Regions from separate parts of the Homo sapiens genome. Here region 1 is linked to region 2. A link is an interaction called in ENCODE POLR2A ChIA-PET data of the cell type or tissue named here. Cell type or tissue: Panc1. All regions are shown on one strand.

Region 1 (8,000 bases), 82 kb before region 2:
TATGTTGGCCAGGCTGGTCTCAAACTCCTGGCTTCAAGTGATCCACCCGCCTTGACCTCCTAACGTGCTGGGATTACAGGCGTGAGCTATCATGCTCAGCCGACAGATTATTTTAAATTATAAGTGCTAATTAGTATTTTGGGGGAAAATTTTTATTTATAAAATGTCAAGATTATACTTTAGAGAATGTTTATAAAATCATAAAGAAATTATGCTGTTTTTTTTTCTTAAAAAAAAAAAAAAACCCTTCAGTTGTGTATTTTAAAGAGACTTTAATATAACAGCCATTAGCCAAATTAAGATTTTGGTTATTTCTGCTGAGGTGGGCAGATTGCTTGAGCCCAGGAGTTCAAGACCAGCTTGGGCAACATGGCGAAACCCCATCTCTACCAAAAATACAAAAAAAAATTAGCCGGGCATGGTGGTGCGTGCCTGAAGTCCCAGCTACTCAGAGGCTGAAGCAGGAGGATTGCTTGAGCCCAGGAGGTGGAGGTTGCAGTGAGCTGAGATCGAGCCACTGCACTCCAGCCTAGGTGACAGAGCAAAACCCTGTCTCAAAAAAAAAACAAAAGAAAGAAAACAAAGATTTTGGTTATTTCTGATATTTAAGAAAAAATGCATTATTGATTCATTAAAATGTAAACTTCCTCACTTGGCTATTATATGTTTTAACTTGTAGAGAGATACTTTTTGTAGAAAGAAAAGTGTCACAGGCCCTATAAAGTTACACAGTTTGTCCAAATAACACAGCACAAAGTGTCCATAAATGGTCAATGACTAATACTGCTTCATGTCCATGAGTGGCCATGTGGAGAGTTGAAAAGCCCATGGGCATTGGAATCTGGGTTCAGATATGATCTCCGTCACTTGCTAGCTGTATCACCTTGGGTTGCTTATTTATCCTGTTGAGTGTCACTTGACTCCTCTATAAATCAAGAACAATGAGACTCCTACATCACGAGGTGAAGTGTCTTGGTGTGGGGCACACCCACCTTGGTCAGCATGGTGCTCTTAAATTGCTTTTTTTTGTTTTTTTGGAGACAGAGTCTCACTGTGTTGCCCAGGCTGGCATGCAGTGGCACAATCTCAGCTCACTGCAGCCTCCGCCTCCCAGCTTCAAGCGATTCTTCTGCCTCGGCCTCCTGAGTAGCTGGGATTACAGGCGTGCGCCACCACGCCTAGCTAATTTTCGTATTTTTAGTAGAGACGGGGTTTCACCATGTTGACCAGGCTGGTCTCGAACTCTTGACCTCAAATGATCTGGCCGCCTGGGGCTCCCAAAGTGCTGGGATTACAGGCGTGAGCCACCGCGCCCGACCTTAAATCATTTTTGATGCCATCATTCTGTTCACTTTTCACAGCATTCTTGGGAAATGGGCTCAGTGAGGAGACCAAGTACAGAGGCCCTGGCTAAGTAACTGTCCAGGGGCTCACCACTAGGACATGGCAGTGCTGGACTAGACCCAGGCCCCCTCCTCCCCAGGAACGCTCCTTCATATGAGGGCCATGCGTTTCAGTATAAATATGTGTGAAGATAATTTTTAAAGCACACTTTTATTTTTCATCCCTTTTAGCCAGAAAATTGCATTCTTATTGACTCTTAGACCAAGAATGATCCTCAGTCATTTAGATCACAAAATTAAGAAATATTTACTTTTCCATAGAAATATTAAATGGTTATAAAAATTATAACACCCCTATGTTCCTAAATGGTGCTTTATTAAAAATGTAGATATACATTCTTTTCTGTTTTCAGTCTGCATTTGAAGTGTTTGACACCGTCAGGTGTTCTGGATTTAAATGATAAAAAGCATTATCCAAAAGGAATTAGTGACCCTGAACTTAAAAACATCTAATAGTCTCTCTCCCTTTTTCTTTTTACTAGACGTGTGCCTATAGTTTGTTCATATGAAATAGTCTTTATGCTTCAGATGCAAAGTGTAATGTACATAACAGTATATACTTAGTTTTTCAATCATATGAGCTTTTTGCCAACCTTAAAGATAAATCATTGGCTGCTTTGGGCACACTGCCTATTGGGCAGTCCTGCTCCACAGGGAGCAGTGTAAAAAAAAAAAAAGATATGTGGTGGAGATTTTGTACATTAAAGATATTGCTTTAAAAGCCTAGTGTATTTGGCTAAATGTGGATTCTCCAAGGAATTACGTCTTAGTTATTTTGAAAAACATGCATCCATTTACATGGAAGACCTCTCCAGCACTTAGAAATTTCTGAATGGGGGGAGCCTATGGCCATTGATAACACATCCAAGATATCTTTGAGATAAGTCAATGTCTTCCAGGGTTTTTTGTGGCCCTTCATTGACTTTTATCTTGGAGCTTGTCTTGGAACTTGAGGGAGTTTTTGTTTGTTTGTTTGTTTGTTTTGTTTTGTTTTTAATGGATGTGAGCTGGGAGCTTGACCTAAGGTAGGATGTCCATCTCAGAGGCAGGGGGCGCCCTTTGCCACTCTGGCAGCCAGAAGCCCAGCCTTCCATTGCCCAAGTCCACTTCCTGTTCCTTGTTTTTGCAGCATGTGACCCAGGCCTGGGGCCTCACTGAGCTGAGGACGCCTGCATGGTTGTAAAGCTGAGATGCACGGCACAGACTGTTTCTCTCCTTCACTGGCTTCCCCATTCATTTTCCATAACATCCATTGTTGGTTGGGTGTATTTTTATTTCTGTCCTCCAAACTTCCTTGTAGCCTCATTCTATCTTAGTATATCTTTGGGCCATTTGGACAACCTTATGCCTAGAGATTTGGAAAAACCATTTTCGCTTTGTTTCGGGCTTCGTTTGTAAAGTGTCTGCTAAGTTTCTCTTGCTTCCCCTTTGAAATACTGCTAGACATGACATTCTGTGTCCATGAAGTATAAATTGGATTTCTGAGCAGGAGGGTTACATATATTAAGTTTCTTTGAAAGGAATCTTTCCTCTTTTGCTATAAATATGAGTTGCCATGATGTAAATATATATTTGACACTTGCTGAAGGAAACCGTAACTCTTATTGACGCTTTAGACAAGAACCGGCAATCTTAAAACTGTCACAAAATTCTGGATGCTGCCAACTTATCTTAAGGTTCCCTCAAGATGTTCATTTATATTTGGGGATGTAAGCACTCTGAGTCCAGAAAGCTAGGCAGTGCTCCAACAGGTCCCCACAGCAGAATCGCACACCCCCATCTCTATTCGCTTGTCTTAGAATTAGTCACTCGGGCTCTCATGGTGCCAAAAAGAAGAATGAAAGTGGAGATGGGCATTTAAATGTGTTAAGTACAGTGAGAGTCCTGTGAGTGAATGCTCCCCTGAGGTCTAAAAAATTAGCTTACTAGGCTAACAGGAAAGGAGGTAAAAATGAAGGCCAAGAAATAGAAATAGAAACATAAATAGAAATATAGTAGCTTGTCACTACAATAGATGAGAACACTAACAACTTAGGGTAGCCCAATCTGAGGACTTAAAGGAACAAAATAGCTATGAGTGTGATATATATATATATATGTACTATTGTATTATGTGCGCACACACACACACACACACACAGAGTAGTTTTGTTTTTTGTTTTGAGGCAGAATCTCACTTTGTTGCCCCAGCTGGAGTGCAGTGGTGCAATTTCGGCTCACTGCAATCTCCACCTCCCGGGTTCAAGCAATTCTCCTGCCATAGCCTCCTGAGTAGCTGGGATTACAGATGCCTGCCACCAACACCTGGCTAATTTCTGTATTTTTAGAAGAGACAGGGTTTCACCATGTTGGCCAGGCTGGTCTCAAACTCCTGACCTCAAATAATTCACCCGCCTCAGCCTCCCAAAGTGCTGGGATTTCAGGCATAAGCCATCATGCCCATGCCCGGCCTATTATTTTTAAACAGTATCTTATTCAGGGTTGATAGATGATGACAACGATGATGATGAAAATAATGATATCTTCCAAATATGATATTTCATCTGGTGTGTCACACATTACTTTGTTTAAGTAAGGAACTATGCACAGATGGCCTCTTAGGGCCCCCATAAGTTATTTCCTGCCAGGGTTGGGTTCAAAGTTATATCATTTAAATAGGGTATTGGCCAGGTGCAGTATCTCACGCCTGTAATCCCAGCATTTTGGGAGGCCAAGGCGCCACAGATCACTTGAGGTCAGGAGTTTGAGATCAGCCTGGCCAACATGATGAAACCCCGTCTCTACTAAAAACACAAAAACTAGCTGGATGTGGTGGCGCATGTCTGTAATCCCAGCTACTTGGGAGGCTGAGGCAGGAGAATCGCTTGAACCTGGGAGGCGGAGGTTACAATGAGCCGAGACTGCACCACTGCACTACAGCCTGGGCAACAGAGCAAGACTCTGTCTCAAAAAAAAATAAAAATAAAAATAAATACAGATAAGGTGTTTAATTTAGAAAAGGGAAAGAGGCCTCTTCCTGAGAATTTTCCTTTTTCTTTTAAAAATGCCCAAAATTTGTCATGCCTTTGGTATTTCAAGGGCTAAGAATTTGGTACCTAGCAACATTATGTATTCCAAGAACTTATTCCCCGATGAGCGGTTGTGATATGTGAAAAGCACATTCTGCAGAATTGCTGAGATGGGTGTGTTATTGGGTCTCTCTTTACCTGATTTTTAAAAATGCTTTGTGGGAAGTTTTAAATGATTATAGTTACATCTGCTTACAAAATTTGAACAAAGTAGTGTTTTTTTTTTTTTTTTAAAAAAAAAACAACTAGAGAGGTGAATGTTTGCTGAAGACATCCAGCCTAATATAGAACCACACCCAACTGGTGACAGCATTCAGCCAGAATCCAGTCCTTGGGAATTCAGACAGCTACTCCATAACCTTTGAGAGGCTTTGACCATATTCAAGAAGTGAGGGGCTTCTACAGGCACTGGCCAACACAGGGTCTTGTTGATAGAAATATTTTAATCCCTGGACAAATGTCTAATTCTAATAACCTTAAAGTTTGTGTCCTGCATATGCAGATATTTTTGTGTGTGCGTGACACTGGCTAATAATGATAAAAACTGATTTAATGGGGGTTCATTTGATTGTGTATTATAACCAAAACCTACGAGAACTTTCCTGGAAACATCTGATTTTCTGCAAGGACAGTGGAGGTCTATGTGAAAGAACAAAAGCATGGGGCAGGGGGGTTCAGAAGCAGTAGTAAAAGTTGAGACCCATTATACCTTCTTTCGAGAAAAGACCGTAAGAATGATTCTGTTTTTCAGTTATGGATTACTCTTGTTAATTTCTAATGTTCATAGGATTAAATCATTTTTCTTCAGTGAAACATTTATATTGGAGTTGTCAAAGATTAGCTGTAATGGGAAACTTATAAAAGGGGTGTTGTTGTGAGCCCAGTGCTGTACACAGGTCTTTACTTATCATCATCATTTACTTGGAAACTGTGACTTAAGTGAATTGAAATATTAAAAAAACTAGTTTTTCCCCTCATCAGTGTTCTAGGTTGAAATAAACGACGTTCTTCAAGGACCTGCTATATGTTGTTTTGCTTAAAGTTGCAGTTTCCAGCCGGGTGCGGTGGCTCACGCCTGTAATCCTAGCACTTTGGGAGGCCGAGGCGGGTGGATCACGAGGTCAGGAGATTGAGACCATCCTGGCTAACATGGTGAAACCCCGTCTCTACTAAAAAAATTCAAAAAATTAGCCGGGCGCGGTGGCGGGCGCCTGTAGTCCCAGCTACTCAGGAGGGTGAGGCGGGAGAATGGCGTGAACCCAGGAGGCGGAGCTTGCAGTGAGCCAAGATCGCGCCACTGCACTCCAGCCTGGGCGACAGAGCGAGACTCCGTCTCAAAAAAAAAAAAAAAAAAGTTGCAGTTTCCTGTAACCTGTTGATATTAAGTGAGGACTTATTGCACTAGCATCTGGCTTCCTTTAATTTAGAGAAAATTGATGGTGAATCTTGCCATGGTGCTTGCTAAATTAGGCCAATAAATAGCTGTGGAGGTAATTAATTGGCCTCCTTCAATCATTCATTCACAGACATTTATTAAGCACTTACTCCTGGCCAGGCGATACCCTGAGCACTGATGATGACAAATGAGACCAAGTTTTAATTCAGCAACAGGTTTAAAACACTATTTCCTTCTAAATGCAAATTATAATCTTCCTTCCCCTGTTTTCCTCTGTGTTTTTTATACTCATTTTTTCCCGATAGGAACTAGTTACTTCTCTTTAGGAGAGGGATAAATGAGATAACATTTTTATAAATTAGCTTTTTAATAGATCAATAGTTTGGGATGATATTTCATAATTTTTAGGAACTAATATATGACTTAAATAATAAAGTCAACATTATAACATATTTGGGTCTGGATGCTAAACCAGCTCTTGAGAAGAAAAGACAAAAGTTTCAGAACACCAATAACCAAAAGCCAGAAATCTAAATTTGACTCAGTAATAGACACAGATCCCATATTTGGAATATCTTACTGCCCATTTAGTGTAGATCTGTACTCTGGTTACTTAAAAATGTACATGCTGAGACATTAAAATTCTCTTAAATGTATATTCAAACGGTAACAATTGACATCTTTCACACTTGACTGGATAGATTTAGAAAAATTTGACCTGAAGCAACTGGCCAGACCTCTATTTTCTGATGATCTATGATTTATTTAAAATTATTAGTGTTAATAGATAAATAAATTGGACTTTATCAAAAATTTTAAACTTTTGTGCTTCAAAGAATTCCACCAAAAAAGTGAAAAGACAACCTACAGACTGGGAGAAAATATTTGCAAGTTCATATTATTTCTGACAAGAGACTTGTATCCAGAATATATAAAGAGCTCTTACAACTCAGCAGTAAAAGTCATTACCCCTACTAATTTATTGAGCTTTAATAGTCCTGCATCTTCTGGTGTCTTCTTGAGACAAGATGTTTGCCCAGACATAGGGTAGGAGGACAATTTAGGCCAGTTACAAATCTCTTTCTAATTTTGCACAAGCTGAATTAGTTTATCTTGGCCATTCTCCTGGTCAGAAGGGAGTGATGGTGGCTATGGTGGCACTTAAAGCTTTTGCAGCCACCCCTTTGCTCTCTTTTCTGCCCTGGTCCCTCTTCTCTCCTCCAAGAGCACCATGCCTTCCAGACAAGGTGGCCAGTCCTGTTGCTCCTCCAGTCTGCACCCTTCCACACCCTCCTTTCTCATGACATTCCAGCTGTCTGGAATATGGGCTTCCCACCCTCCCATTCACCTACCCTCTCACCTGGTGAGCTTACTCTTTGATGCCCAGCTCAAACCTAGCTTGAAGAATTGGTGTCACCTTCATCTGAGTCTCATAGCATTTTTCTTATACCTCAGAGTAAACAATTGCATGTCATTATATGGCATTTAAGTTTGTCTCCTTAGATAGCCTCTAAGTCCCTTGAGGGCAGGGACTATATCTCATTCATCTATTTGTCCTCAGTAGTACTCAGTGCCCAGCCATAGTAGGTGTTCAATAAATATTTCAATGATTGAATCATTGGCCTGGGTTGAGCCTCATCTTTGAAGTGAAAGATGGGGAGAGGTATAAATGGTCGTGAAATACCTGGCTGACACGCGTCTGACTCTATTTTATATATTTCAAAGTGAGGAAAACAGAAACATATGCAAACACGCTGCAATTGAAGGCACTTTGTATTCCTAAGGGGAAGGACTTGGTGACCACACGGGTTCCCAGACTTAACCTTCAGATCGGAGAAACCTCTGCTAATTGCCAGCTGCTGCCATCATGCTTGAGAGTGATTTGTATTTGGGTTTGCCTAGCCCGCTCCTTTACACGCTTGGGATTTAACCACCTGACAACTGATCCTGAATCATGAGCAAGCAGCTTTCCATCGCTCCCAATCTCCCCTCCATCTAATCAGTTTGCTGCGAGCTCACAGCTTTCAATGCATGCCATTGGAATGACGCACCTGACCGCTAGCTGCTTCTAACCCAGCTCCACCTGAGTTCAAATCTCTGCAACGGAAAACTAAACCTGATATCACCTTTGCA
Region 2 (8,000 bases):
TTTGTTTTAGACATCACTGTGGGGGAGGAGCTGGGTAGGTAGTCACTTCTTTATCTGCTGCATAGCCTGGAACAGGGCAGGTGCTTTCTTATGGTTGACAGGTCTGGGGCTCTCTGATCCAGACTCCCTCAGTGATGGCCAGTGATAACCAGTTTATTCCTTTTTTTTTTTTTTGAGACAGAGTCTCACTCTGTCGTCCAGGCTGGAGTGCAGTGGTGCGATCACGGCTCACTACAACCTCCATCTCCCGGGCTCAACCAATTCTTATGCCTCAGCCTCCTGAGTAGCTGGGATTATGGGCACCCAGCACCATACCTGGCTAATTTTTTTGTATTTTTAGTAGGGACGGGGTTTCACCATATTGGCCAAGTTGGTTTGAACTCCTGACCTCAGGCGATCTGCCCGCCTCGGCCTCCCAGAGTACTGGGATTACAGGCATGAGCTGCTGTGCCTGTTATCATGGGAAAATAGTATATTTAGTCCCGATCAGAGTGACCTAGTTTTGAAGATCCCAATTTTGCTGACTTTGTCTTAGACATCACTGTGGTGGAGGAGCTAGACAGGTAGTCACTTCTCTATCTGGTGCATGGCCTGGAACAAGCTTCTTTCTCCATGGGTTCTCTCTGGAAACTTCTTGGACTGTCTTGAGGAGCTGGAAGATGGGGGGCCATTGCTTCTCCTCCTCTAGGCCATTTTCTTGGCTTTAGTATTTTGGGGGACAGCTAATTTAATTTCAGTCACTATCTTAGATTTAGAGGTGCACTGAAAATCTGGAAGAAGCGAGATACCACTGCAGAAGGAGCAAGACTCCATTGCTTGAGGGAGACGGACCATTTCTCACGCAGAAATTATAGTCCACTGTACTAGAAGACATTCGTTTATGTTCTAAATCTCTTGGCCTCTGAGGATATAATGAGGACAATGGCAATATTTTAAACATTTGCCCATGGGAAGTGTATCAGCTTATCCTGGAAGGGGCTCTGATTTTGGTGTGTCTTCCACCTTTTCTGGATTCCACCCAAGCAATTACAAGTGTGTCAGCTGGAAAGAGCTAATAGAATAATAAGGTATGGGTATAAGCTTCAGTAGGACGACACAGTTTTGCCCCTGACTGACTGAAAATTCCCAGTCAATTTCTTGTGTCAATACAGAGCTAATGCTTATTTTAGAAACATGCTTAGCATTGAAGCGGAAAAGAATTGTAAGCCGCTGTCTTGAGAATTCCGTGGATAAGGTAAAGAAGAATCCTTCTTCAGGTTCTTGCAAGCAGAGCAATCCACTTGCAGGTGGCAGAACACCTGGTGATTGGTACCCTCATTCTGAAGGACCTTTCCCTTAACACGGGTTCTGTTTTTGCTGTGGCAGCCCTCCTTGCCTGGGAGGCTTTACGGCAAATAGCGACACAGCCTATCGTAGGGGTGGCACCAGTGAAGACCCACAAAAAAACCATAATACAGTTTCTTGGGAAGTACTCCTGAGAAGTGTAGGAAACACATTTGAGCTCTCTGTAGAATCCCTCAGACATATGGAGGACTTCAGTCTCCCTTGGAAATGGAACCAACTATGTGATGCTCTCTCCTTAAGCCTCTCAGGCCAACAGGTCCTCCTTCCTCTGTGTTTCTCAGCACTTGGTTCACAGATACCTTGCTGAGTTGAAATTAAGGCATTTGAGGGCAGAAATGCATCTTGCTCATTTTTGTATCTTGAAGTATGACAGCTCAATAAATAATTATTAAATAAACCCCATCATCACACTGGGGAAATCGAATAACCACTCTATACCATTGACTGCTATTTTGCCAAGACCTTGGTTCCATAAGCAACATTGACCACTGATGCCTAAGTTATACTCCCTTGATTAAGTACATATGGCATATGGTACAGTGTCTATGATACAGCAATCAGTCAACAAACGTTTGTGTCCTCCCATCCACCACCCCACCACAACTTGATGGGTACAGTGGTGACTTCTTTCCAAGAAGCACCTCACTGTCTTTGATCAGACTTGACCCAAAGTCATCTAGTTTCTAAATCATGCTTCAAGCCACATTTGATTCTTGCCTTGGAACTGGCCTCTCTGAAGGGTTTTAAGGCAGAATATTTCTACTAGGCTTTCCAGATACTCTGGTAAAACATTCCTTCTGCTACACTTGTGTGATAACTGTTTGTGTGCTAGGTTAGATGGAGTTCATAGTATCTCATATTTGGTTGTTCAGAAGTGTTCTTTGACTTGGGAAGTCTGGGACTAGGAAGGAGATGGGTGAGTGTGAATTAGTAAACCATGGACCAAAGGAGATGTTTCACATGTATTATGACCTTGTCTTGTATAATGCCCCCAGTGATATTTGAAAACACCAAGTTGAGTGCCCTTCACCTTCCCTGTGTTGGGTCAGCAGGTGAGGGATATGCCAAGCCCAGTCTCCTGGGGTCTCTACTCCATCTTGCTCCTATCCCTCCTAGCTCATGGCTCTGTGGGTGGTGACTTCTAGGGAGGCCCAAAAGCTGCAGTGGTTTCTCAGTCTCTAGCTGATTCTGTTTGGGTGGTCTATTATTCTTCCCATGTTTCTCTATTCTTAAGTCTTCAGTATTTCTATCCCTTGGATAGTGTTGAAATTGTGAGTGTTTTTAACTGAGTGTCGACAGTTCTGGATGTAACGAGTTCAGCAACTGCATTATCAGGGTCTGAATTGGCAGTGTTGTATCAGCCCTTGTGATCATTTCAAAATGCTCTTCCTTGTGGCTTTTGAGTTAGGTAATTGCTGGAATTCTCCTCCAAGTGGAGCAGTGATTGTAGATTCTTTTGAGTTAGGTAATTGCTGGAATTCTCCTCCAATGGGAGCAGTGATTCTTCTGAGTAAGAGAAGCTGAATAGGCTCTACCCCATGTTAAAACAAATGTTCATTTATAGGATCCAATCTAGACTGTCTATATGCTAGTCAGATGCTACTTTAGTAGAATCATCAGCATCAAAGTTTAGTTCTCTTAATTGGCATTGATTCCCTCTCTTCCCCACTAAATTGGAAGTCCTTAAGTGTAGATGACATTTCATACTGATTTGTATTGCATTTGTCACCCCTATTCCACTTCCTCTGGATCCGAGCACAAGGTCTGGTCATAGTTAATGCTCCATATATATTGATTTATTTCACAAGTCAATGTGTTTATGCAGCAATGAATAAACATATTTCTTCCCCTGGAAGATCTCACAGTCTCTCCAACAAGGTTTAGTGTGTGCAGTTCCTTTAAGGGGGTGGCTTTTTGGCAGAGGTAGGAGGAAACTGTACAACTGGCCATGTAAATTTTGTTTTCCCAGATTCCATTTAAAATTTTTATATTTGTTCCTGATTAGACTCTTAGAGGACTGGAGTATGAAATTAGAAAATTGAAGTCACTTTTCTGGTTTTTGTTTTTTTGTATTTTTTGTTTTGAGACAGGGTCTCACTCTGTCTCCCAGGCCGGAATGCAGTGGTGTGATTATAGCTCACTGCAGCCTCTATCTCCTGGGCTCAAGTGATCCTTCTGCCTCAGCCTCCTGTGTAGCTGGGACTATGCCTGGCTAATTTTTCAAAATTTTTAGTAGAGGCAAGGTCTTGCTATATTGCCCAGGCTGGTCTGGAACTCCTGGACTCAAGCAATCCTCCCTCCTTATCCTTCAAAAATGTTGGAATTACAGGTGTGAGCTATGATGCCTAGCCACTTTTTTCTTTTTGTCTTAGGGCATGAGTTGGAAAACTACCTCAGCCAAGGGCCTTCAAGCTAAGAATGATTTTTATGAATAAACATTTGCAATTGATTTAATGATAGGAAATGCTAATGTTGAACCCCAATTAAGCAAAATGTTACCCCCACTAAAAAAAATTTCCACTCCCATTGGTAGATCTGTATCACAAAGCATTGGAATAAAGTATTATTATTATATTTTGAATTTTGTCAATAAAAAGTTTGTGGACATTTGTATTCTCTCTGGCTATAGTAGTAGTTCCTGAAAGATAACCTTGATTTTGCCTGTTGGCCTGCTCTAGAATTGGGGCTGGCAAGCTTTCTTGTAATGAGCAGATAGGAAATATTCTAGGATTTGTGGTCATATATTCTGTGTTGCAATGACTCAATTCTGGCATGGTAGCCTGGAAGTAGCCACTGATACTATGTAAACAAAAGTGCATGGCTGTGTTCCAATAAATATCTATGGACGCCAAAGTTGAAATTTCATATAATTTTCATGCGTCATGAAATATTATCCTTCTTTTGATTTTCCTCAGTCATTTAAAAATGTAAAAGCCATTTGTATGGCTTGAGGGCCATATAAAAACAGGTGTCGAGTCTGATTTAGGTATATAGTTCACTGACCCCTGTTCTAGAGGATCAGGCAGTAGCCCCGAGTAATGCCTGACCTGACTAGGTTAGCTCAGACACTTTAGTGAACCTGGAAGAATATGCAGGTTATGTCTGGTCTAATGACAAACTCCCTTCTCACCAAAGCCATGCCCCTGTTCCGTGGCCCTAAGGGACCTAAACCACCTCTCTGCCCACCCCCACCCCCTCCCTCCCTCTGCCCCCATCCTCCATTCCTTCCTATCCCACACGCCTAGCTCTCTAAAATCTGTCTAGGAAAGAGTTTCTTCAGGATGCAGCATCAGCGCTGGGCCCCTTCCAGCTCTTAGTTGGAAGCTCTTTCCAAGGATGGAGAAGCTGAAACAGCTGCATTTTTTTTTTCTTCTTCTAGAATCATCCAGCGAGGGGGTGAGTTCAGGACTCTGGCAGCTCCTGTGTAAATGCTGAGCAGCTAAAGACAGCACAAATCCGGAGCAAACGCTGCTGCTCCCAAACCAGGGAGAATGGCTCATCAAAGCCAGTGCTCCAAGCATCTGCGTTTATTTTGAGGCCAGGGCTGGGGAAGGGGAGTCTCTCTCGCTCAGCTGGGTGTCCATGAAGAGGCTCCAGGGCAGGATCGCATCTGCGGCTCCTTCAATGAGACCACTGTCCTGATTGTCAGTCCTGTTGCCCCTGGCATTATGGTTCTGTGCCAGAGGTTTAGCCAGCTGTGCTGTTTGTCTCACGAAGAAAGTTTCCAGAAACACTTTTTCCCTTTCTGCTTGAATGACCAAGTTTCAGAAAAATCCAATGATAATGTGCAGGCGTTTCAAATCTGTAATTTTAGCTGGGATGTTTGGGGTCGCGTTGCCTGGGAGATTTAAGGGGTGAACATGTAAAAGTCTATGAAATAACCGACAAAACATCCTCCCAAGCCCGGAATGCTGAAGCAACAGAGGAGGAGTGAGAATGGGTTGGACTCGCAGAGTTTATAGGAGATGGTTTTAGCTTATGGGGCTGTGTGTTGTCACTCTGATATGACACAGAAGGTCCGTGAAGGCAGGGGCTCTATTTTTTGTATCCTGTACATATCCTAGGAAAGGGTGGTCTTGGGACTTCACTGCATCCCAACCAGCATCTTCTGTCCGCTGTGGACCTAGGCTGTGCTGATTGTATGGGCAGAGAAGGGGCAAGATTATCTCGCTACCTGGGGGATAAGGGGTTGGCAGGTAACCATGGTGACAAAGGCCTAGAGACTTCAAGAGGGGGACAAGGGAGCAGAGACGGAGCTCTGGGGCCGTGGCCTTGATCTTCTCTCTGCTGGCCACCAAGTGAATGTCTCAGTGTCCTCCTTTTGGGGAAGCCTGTGGTCAGGGGACTTTGAAGTGCTGGAACTGAAATTTTTTGTTTTGTTTTGTTGTTGTTTTTTTTTGTCGTTGGTGGTGGTGTTTGAGACAGAATCTGTCTCTGTCACCCAGGCTGGAGTGCAATAGCACAATCCCCGCTCACTGCAACCTCCACCTCCTGGGTTCAAGCGATTCTCCTGCCTCAGGTTCCCAAGTAGCTGGGATTACAGGCATGCACCACCACGCCCAGCTAATTTTTGTATTTTTAGTAGAGACAGGGTTTCGCCTTTTTGCCAGGCTGGTCTTGAACACCTGACCTCAGGTGATCTGCCCACCTCAGCCTCCCAAAGTGCTGAGATCACAGGCATGAGCCACTGTGCCCAGCCAAAAGTTTAAAAAAGTGGGGAGGAAGGGATTTTCCTCGTTGACATGCATTTCCTGTAATGCAAATTTTGCAAAATAAGAATTATGTAGGAATTTTAAAAATTTGAGACAGGGTCTCACTGCCACACAGGCTGGAGTGCAGCGGCATGATCGTGGCTCACTGTAGCCTTGACTTCCTGGGCTCAAGCGATCTTCCCACCTCAGCCTCCTGAGTAGCTGGGACCACAGGTGCATGCCACCAAGTCTGGCTAATTTTAAAATTTTTTTATAGAGTCAGGTTCTCACCCTGTTGCCCGGGATGGAATTATGTAGTATTTTATGAAGAAAAGGATATATTTTAAAACATACATTGCATCCATTCCATGGAATACCACGTAGCTGGTAAAAGGAATGGGGCACAGCTGTCTGTTGCCTCCAAGGCACATTAGCAAGTGAAAATAGCAAGGTACAGGATGCTAGAATAGTGTGAGCTTACTTGTATAAAATAACTTTATCTGTATTTTTCTGTGAATATCTTATGTAGAGAATATTATGCATAGGAAATTCCTGGAAGGATGCACAGTTTATTGATAGTCATTGCCAGGAAGGGGCTGACACTGGGAGGGTTTTAAGATGGGGGAAATTTTCATTGCATATGTTTTAATTGTTGCTTTATATATGTACACATATGTGCATATAAATATGTATACATATATGTGTATATATATTATATATGTATATATAAATATGTTTTCATCATATGCATACACTCCATTTTTCCAATAAAAGCTTAATAAAAATAGAAGGAAATATACAAAAGAAGTCATTGAGAAGGTATTTGGCATCATGGAAGCTTCCGGAGCTGGCTACCCTTGGCCTGTTGTGGATATTGAGATATGGAGAATGAAGCAAAAGACAATACTGGGTCATTTCACGGGTGGCAAACCCTGCCCCTCCTACCCGGCCCAGCCCTGTGCAGCTTCCCTTATCTGAGCCATAAATTCTCAGACACACAATGGCAAGTCAGCCCAAGGCTGGGCTTGGTGTTTACAGAGGGAAAATCTGGGAACTGTTGGAATGAAGAATGGCATCCCAAGCTCCTGGCTAGAAGTGGGGGCTCCCAGGGCATCCCCAGAGACCAAGGGACTGGACCAGCAGTGGTCAATCTGGGGTTAACCTCTCCAGCTATCCTGAGATTCTCCACAAAACGATTTAGAGCATCAATCCCCAAGCCCAAGAAGAAACTTCAATTTGGAACAGATTAGTCAAGAATTTTGCTGTTTCGTCCAAGTTAAGGGAAAGAACCTTTGTTGTTGCTGTCTCTGCAAGATGTGACTTGCTGGGGAGAAGTTAATGTAGTGGTTCCCATGGGGAGAGGCCTTCCATTTTATCTTTTTTTTTCCTTGATAAAATATAGAAGACTCACCCATATTATCCATACACTGGAGTCCTATTTAGTTCACTAGGTATATGAGCTATAAAGGGACTTTCCCCCGCCACCCCCCCAAAAAAATCTTCCTTTTGCTCTTGTGCTGTTTATTTTTTATTTTTTTTATAATTGTACTTTAAGTCCTGGGATACATGTGCAGAACATGCAGGTTTGTTACATAGGTATACACGTGCCATGGTGGTTTGCTGCACCCATCAACTCATCATCTGCATTAGGTATTTCTCCTAATGCTCTCCCTCCCCTAGCCCCCCACCCCACAACAGGCCCCAGTGTGTAATGTTCCCTCCCTGTGTCCATGTGTTCTCATTGTTCAACTCCCACTTATGAGTGAGAACATGCGGTGTTTGGTTTTCTTTGTGCTGTTTTTATTTGTATTTGTTTTTTTTAAAAAAAGAAAAAGTAAACATAGGAGTTTTTCCACGGCCCAAATTCTGAGCTTGGTAAATCATCTTTTTTTCGCGGGGGACTGATGAGGGGGCTTTGCCCTGCCAGTCTACTTTCTTCAGAATCAGTGTTTACAACTACGCACC

What was found. Peaks named below come from ENCODE experiments on the same cell type or tissue, not always from the same donor. Only the 100,000 strongest peaks of a DNase experiment are listed, where the experiment ranks them.
Region 1: POLR2A ChIA-PET joins it to region 2 with 11 read pairs; 3 of 35 experiments call an interaction of 5 or more read pairs at or near these places.

What each region holds. Positions count from the first base shown.
Region 1 is chr10:114,453,638-114,461,637 of GRCh38, reverse strand. All of the region lies in intron 12 of ABLIM1 (actin binding LIM protein 1), which reads left to right. Among named protein-coding and RNA genes, the nearest start is that of AFAP1L2, 53 kb to the right of the region's middle. RefSeq lists an enhancer at 1,197-1,698. In Panc1, a CTCF peak has its summit at 2,449; a DNase peak (open chromatin) is centred at 2,537.
Region 2 is chr10:114,371,387-114,379,386 of GRCh38, reverse strand. The region is part of intron 1 of AFAP1L2 (actin filament associated protein 1 like 2); the gene reads left to right. Among named protein-coding and RNA genes, the nearest start is that of AFAP1L2, 29 kb to the left of the region's middle. In Panc1, no CTCF peak of the experiment used is centred here; no DNase peak of the experiment used is centred here; H3K27ac peaks cover 995 bases.